Regions from separate parts of the Homo sapiens genome. Here region 1 is linked to region 2. A link is a contact called in ENCODE Hi-C or POLR2A ChIA-PET data. All regions are on one chromosome and are shown on one strand. Each heading gives the region's core, a stretch centred on a gene start or an enhancer-like site at or near the end of the contact. The rest is flanking DNA. Distances are from core to core; before and after follow the strand shown.

Region 1 (2,700 bases), core at 28-2,527, 2.7 Mb after region 2:
CTGCTCCCAGCTCATGACTGAGCACAGCAGGGATACTAAGGCGGGCCTCTTTCTGGGAGATGCCAGACTTCTGGGACAAGCCCATTTGGCTAAAGGATTCCCCACCCCAATGGCCTTGCTGAACTTTTTATACATGGACTGTATATATATCAAATGCTTCCTTCCACCCAACCTTCCTTCCTTGCTTGCCTCTTTCCTTCACAAGGATCACACCTGCATCCCAGGTCCAGCTCCCTGTTTTCCCTCAAAACTCTCTTGCATAGTACCCCCATCTGGGACTGTTTCTGGAGGACTGGGACAAACACAACCTCCTATTCATAGGACTGCCAAGGGTATTAAATGAGTAGAACTGTGCAAAGAAACTAGTAAAGGGCTGGCGTAGAAGAAACACTCATTTAACGAACACTTCTTGAGTCCTGGCTGTGTGCAGGTCTTGGTCCTGGGTGTCTGGGACACCACAGTGAGCAAAGCAGGCAAGAACACCAGCGATGCCTGCTTTAAGCTCCTTCCCAACTTCCACATCTTTAACAGGATACCAAGAGCCCTTCAAAGTCTGACCTCTTGGGGCCTCAACACCTCCGACTCCACCCCCTGAACACCTGAGCCTACAGTCAAAAGGAACTTCCTTCTTGCTTCCTACAGGTTTTGCTCTTTCACCCCCAATGCCTTTGCTCACCGTTTCCTTCTCCGTGAAATGCCTCCTCCTCCCTTTTTTGCACATCTTCCATTCTTGCACATGCCCCTTACGTGACAAACTTATGCATCCCCCAGGCCCCAGTTCAATGTGGGGCCCTAGGTCATCCAGGCAGAACATGCTTGCTGGCATGATCTCAGCAGGCACCTGGTAGAAGCACTTGCTACATTGTGTTGTAATTGCGGTAACGGTGTCCCCGCTAACTTGCGAGCGCCTCTAGAGCAGGGGAATGTCCCAGCCACCTTGAATCCCCAGCGCGTGGCCCATGGGAGGCCCTCAGACCTATCTGCGGAATGAGTAAATGAGTGTGTGAACCAGGTTCGGCAATTTCGGTGGGGCGAGCGCTGGGCCTGCGGTGCAGGGCGCTGGGAGCGGCCAGGCCGGGCCTGGCTCAGGCGCCGCAGCCACTCAGGGCCACCGGGGACCGGCCGGGGAGGGCGCGGGCCGAATCACTGCCGCCGCCGCAGGGCACATGACTGCGGCCTCCGCCCCCGCCCGCCTCCCCGCGCAGTCGCCGGCGGTTGCCTCGCGGGGTTGCGGCGAGCCCGGCCCGCGAACGTCACGTCCCTGCGCGCTCCCTGCACTCTCCCGAGCTGCGCTAGGCGGGCGCCACGGCTGCCCGGCGAAGGAAACCGAAACCGAGTCCGGGCCCGTCCCTCCGCGGCCCCATCCGCCCGGTGCACCCGGGGCCGCGCTCGCCAGGCCGCGGAGCCCAGAGCTGCGCGCACGAACCGTGCGCCGGGAGGGCGTGGGCGTGGCGCCGAAGGGTCCCGGGTCTTCGACGCCTCTGCGGCGGCTCCTCCCTCCTTGCAGTTGGATCCCTGGCGGGTGCGGCCCGGCCCGGCCCGTGAGCGGCGCACAGAATGGGCCGATGCTGCTTCTACACGGCGGGGACGTTGTCCCTGCTCCTGCTGGTGACCAGCGTCACGCTGCTGGTGGCCCGGGTCTTCCAGAAGGCTGTAGACCAGAGTATCGAGAAGGTGAGGCGGGGCGGGCTGTGTGTGTGTTGTGGAGTCGTCCAGCTCACCCTCCCATCCCTGCTGCTACATCTTGTATGGGAAAGACCAGCACTCAGGCAGACCCTCCGCGCTAGAGCTCTTCTTGCGTCCCTGTCTTCCAGGGCTTGGTAGGCGAGGGTTAAAGAAGGATGAGGAAGGATGGAGCCGACTCTGTTCCCTTTACAGTGATAAGTAAGGCTATGGATCCTGACTTTTAAAAAGGCCTTCGGTTGTGTTCTGTCGTTTGCATCTCTCCCCACTCCTTCCGTCTACACCCCAATCTCAGGTGGGCCCAAACTTGTTTCCTTCCCACTTCATGAAGAAACAGAACTGAATGAAAGACACCGCAGAAGAGGCAGGTTATGTTGTCTGCTTGCTGTAGCCTTTGAAGTGGTGTGCGCCTGGGGATGAGACGTGGGTGTGCGGTCTATTGTGTTCTTGCCCTCTTGGGCTGGGCAGGGGCAGTTGGTAGCTGGGCCAGTCCTTTAGGCTGGGTGACAATTCATCCATCAGTCTTTGCTGAACGCTGACTTAGTGGCTTTGTATCTTGTACCAACAGTCTGTGTTGCTTTGTCTCACCATGAATTCTTGTTTTTCTCAAACGGCCATAATTTTCAGGCACAGATGCATTTAGATACCCTACAAGAATCTGAACTTGTCTCTTCCTCTAGATGATTGGGCTGGAGAGCCAGTCCTTTAAGAAGACTTCATCTTTTGATTTCACTGGTCATTTCATCTGCCCTTTCCCCCACATCCACCAAGCTGTGTCAAAAGAGGAACAAAAGAGAATTACTGGGATCATTTTTTCCTTAAAAAAGAAAAATAATCACTGGAGCAGCAGCCTTTCTTGTTAGCATCCATAACTGCACGCTTCATTTCTCCCACTGGTCTGCACTTGCTGCGGCCAGATAAAAAAGCCCAGGCCTAGTCTACTTTGAATCACTGCACTCTCCAGTCAGTAAAGCTATTTTATTCCAGGTGGCAATGGATATCTTCCTTTAACTGAGT
Region 2 (2,700 bases), core at 154-2,653:
TTATTATCATTAGATGATGCCCCCTTTCAATCATGTTTCTCCACAACTATCCACTCCTTTCATCAGACTTAGCATAAAAAGCCCATTTTTTCCTGGGTCTTTGTGTCTTCATTTCTGAAGACTCCTCTGTCACATAAAACTGTGTTAAATGAATTTATTATCCCTTTTCTTGTTAATTTTTATTATTTATTTTTTGAGACAAAGTCTCGCTTTGTCACCCAGACTGGAGTGCAGTGGCACAAACATGGCTCACTGCAGCCTCGACCTCCCAGGCTCAAGCAACCCTCTCACTTCAGCCCAGAATAGTTTGGGACTACAGGCGCCCATCACCACACCCGACTAATTTTTGTTTTTTGTTTGTTTGGTTGGTTTTTTTTGTAGCGACAGCGTCTCACTATGTTACCCAGGCTGGTCTCCAACTCCTGGGCATAAGCAATCCGCCTGCCTCGGCCTTCCAAAATGTTGGGATTACAGGCATGAGCCACCTGCGCCTGGCTTCTCTTAATTTTTTTCATAGGAATGTCAGCTGTGAACCTTGTGATAAGTGAGGACAAGATATTTTTCTTGCCCTTACAATGCCAAACAATGGACTAAGCGTTCTATTATACACATACGGTACTCAAACTGATGTTTTGCCCTGTTGCCATTATAAGTAAACACTTGCATTACAGTAAATAGCCAGAAACAAAGCTGCAACACTTCCTGTAAACGCTACTATAGCCGCACTCCACAGGATTTTTTAATATGTTCTATATTATTCAGTTAAGTAGATATTCTCATTTCCATTGTGATTTCTTCATCAGCCCTTGAAATATTTGGTGTATTGCTCCTATTCCAGACGTGGAGACTTTTAGTTTTCTTGTTACTCTAGTTTAATTCTACTGTGATCAGAGAACATAACGCTGAAAGGGGTCGGAGTTTTGAATGCACGGGGGCTTTCCTTTATGGCTCAGGATGTGCTCGATGCTGGTGTATGTTCCACGTGCATCAGGTTTCCTCTCTTTCCAATTATCGTGCTAAGAGCTGACTTCAGCTTAGAAATCCTCAAAGTCCCTTCTGACACTAAGTGTGTGTAATTCCAAGCATAAACTAAACGGTAATTACCTCGAACTTTTCTTCCTGTTAACTCTTTTCCTCTTGATTTTTCAAAATGCAGCAACTATTACTTCTAATAAAAAAACAGAAAAAGAAAAAAAATCCACTTGTATTCGCCTGTAGCTCTGTGCTTTCGGCTCTTCTCATATGCAAACGAAGACCCCAGGCGCCGCCAAAACACAGCGTGAGAGACGCCCGGGAGCCCGGGCCGCCGCCAGCGCACGCTCGAGCACACCCGGGCGCGCCCCAGCACCCTGCCCCTCCCAGCTAGGGCTGAGGGGCGGGGCCGCCGCGGCGCGCTGACGTCAGAGGAGGCTGCGACGCTGCCGGGTCCGCCGCGGCGCTGGCGGCAGTGGCCGGTGTGAGCGCAGAGCCGGGCCCTGGGCAGCAGCGGCAGCGCGGTAGGACCTCGCGCAGCGTCCGCGGGCTCCGGGGCGGGGGCGCCAGCGGCGAAGCCCCCTCCCCGGGGAGGCGGGACCTGGGGGAGCTCCCGAGCCGGGGAGCGGCGGCGGCCGGGAACGATGCATCAGAAGCTGCTGAAGAGCGCGCATTACATCGAGCTGGGCAGCTACCAGTACTGGCCGGTCCTGGTGCCCCGTGGCATCCGCCTGTACACCTACGAGCAGATCCCCGGGTCCCTCAAGGACAACCCGTACATCACCGACGGCTACCGGGCCTACCTGCCGTCCAGGCTGTGTATCAAAAGGTACGGTCTGGCTGCCTCCGCCTGGAGTGCCCCCTTCTCTCACCTACACCCTTTTTGTCTGGTCCCCCTTCTGCTTTCCCCGCCTTTCTGCTTGCCCATCATTTCCTCGCCGCCCCATCCTTTTCATCCCTTTTTGCCGCCTCTCCTCCCCCGTTATCTCCCCTTACCTGGCCGGGGTACTTGGTCCACGGAATAATCATGATAGTAACAGTGATCATAATTACAGCTCTCCTATGACGCTTTGCTCTTTACAAAGGGCTTTTACATCCTTTATTCGGTTTGTTCGGCTCATTGAGATATATATTGAAATGGGGCTGAGCCATATTTGCCCGGTGTATACCTTTCTTTTTAGAGCAACACTGTGGGAATTCAGTAGCTTTGGGCCAGATAAGTGCCTGTATAATAGGAAACAAGTTAACATATACACCCGAGATTTATTCATTTGGCAAATACTTATGGAGCCCATGCAGAAAAAAAAGCAAACATGGCCCTTGTTTTCATGAAGCTACTAAGGTGTAGCCTGGGTAACAGACATTAAATAGATAATTACACAATTACATAATAACCATTGTGGAAAAAATGCTGTGTAGGAAAAGTACTGTGGTAAAGAGAGCTCATAACGGGCACCCAGTCTCCACTAGAGCACCACAGAAGCATCTCTAAGAAAGAAATTTCTTTATCATTTTAAACCTTTAAAACCACAGTCCCTTGAAAATCCGTGTTTTAAAAAAACAAAACTGAAAAATAACTATTCTAGTTCTTGGAGTAACTGTCCAAACTTACTACCTGTACTAAAATACAGGACCTCTGCTTCAGGAGAATTAAGATACAGGTGTTGGTTAGCTCCAGGTCGCTGTAGTGGCAAACCCTAGTGCCAGAATGTGGGCTGTTGAATTGCT

What was found. Hi-C counts contacts between places; a loop is a spot of excess contacts on that map. ChIA-PET counts read pairs that join two places held with the same protein, here RNA polymerase II (POLR2A). Pooled maps may share reads with other maps.
Region 1: a loop to region 2 is called in a map of naive thymus-derived CD4-positive, alpha-beta T cell, with 5 times the contacts of the local background. The contact joins the promoter of SCARB2 here to the promoter of PAQR3 in region 2. A Hi-C loop is called at or near these places in 1 of 168 maps with a recorded cell type or tissue (naive thymus-derived CD4-positive, alpha-beta T cell) and 6 of 50 pooled maps. POLR2A ChIA-PET finds 5 or more read pairs at or near these places in 1 of 52 experiments (activated CD4-positive, alpha-beta T cell).

The regions. Positions count from the first base shown.
Region 1 is chr4:76,212,401-76,215,100 of GRCh38, reverse strand. SCARB2 (scavenger receptor class B member 2) reads left to right here and starts at 1,277. Exons shown (of 12, transcript NM_005506.4): 1 at 1,277-1,674. The coding sequence starts at 1,558. It also overlaps a transcript of FAM47E not described here. RefSeq lists silencers at 939-1,558, 1,472-1,876.
Region 2 is chr4:78,938,141-78,940,840 of GRCh38, reverse strand. PAQR3 (progestin and adipoQ receptor family member 3) reads left to right here and starts at 1,403. Exons shown (of 6, transcript NM_001040202.2): 1 at 1,403-1,801. The coding sequence starts at 1,617. RefSeq lists silencers at 1,224-1,713, 1,804-1,873.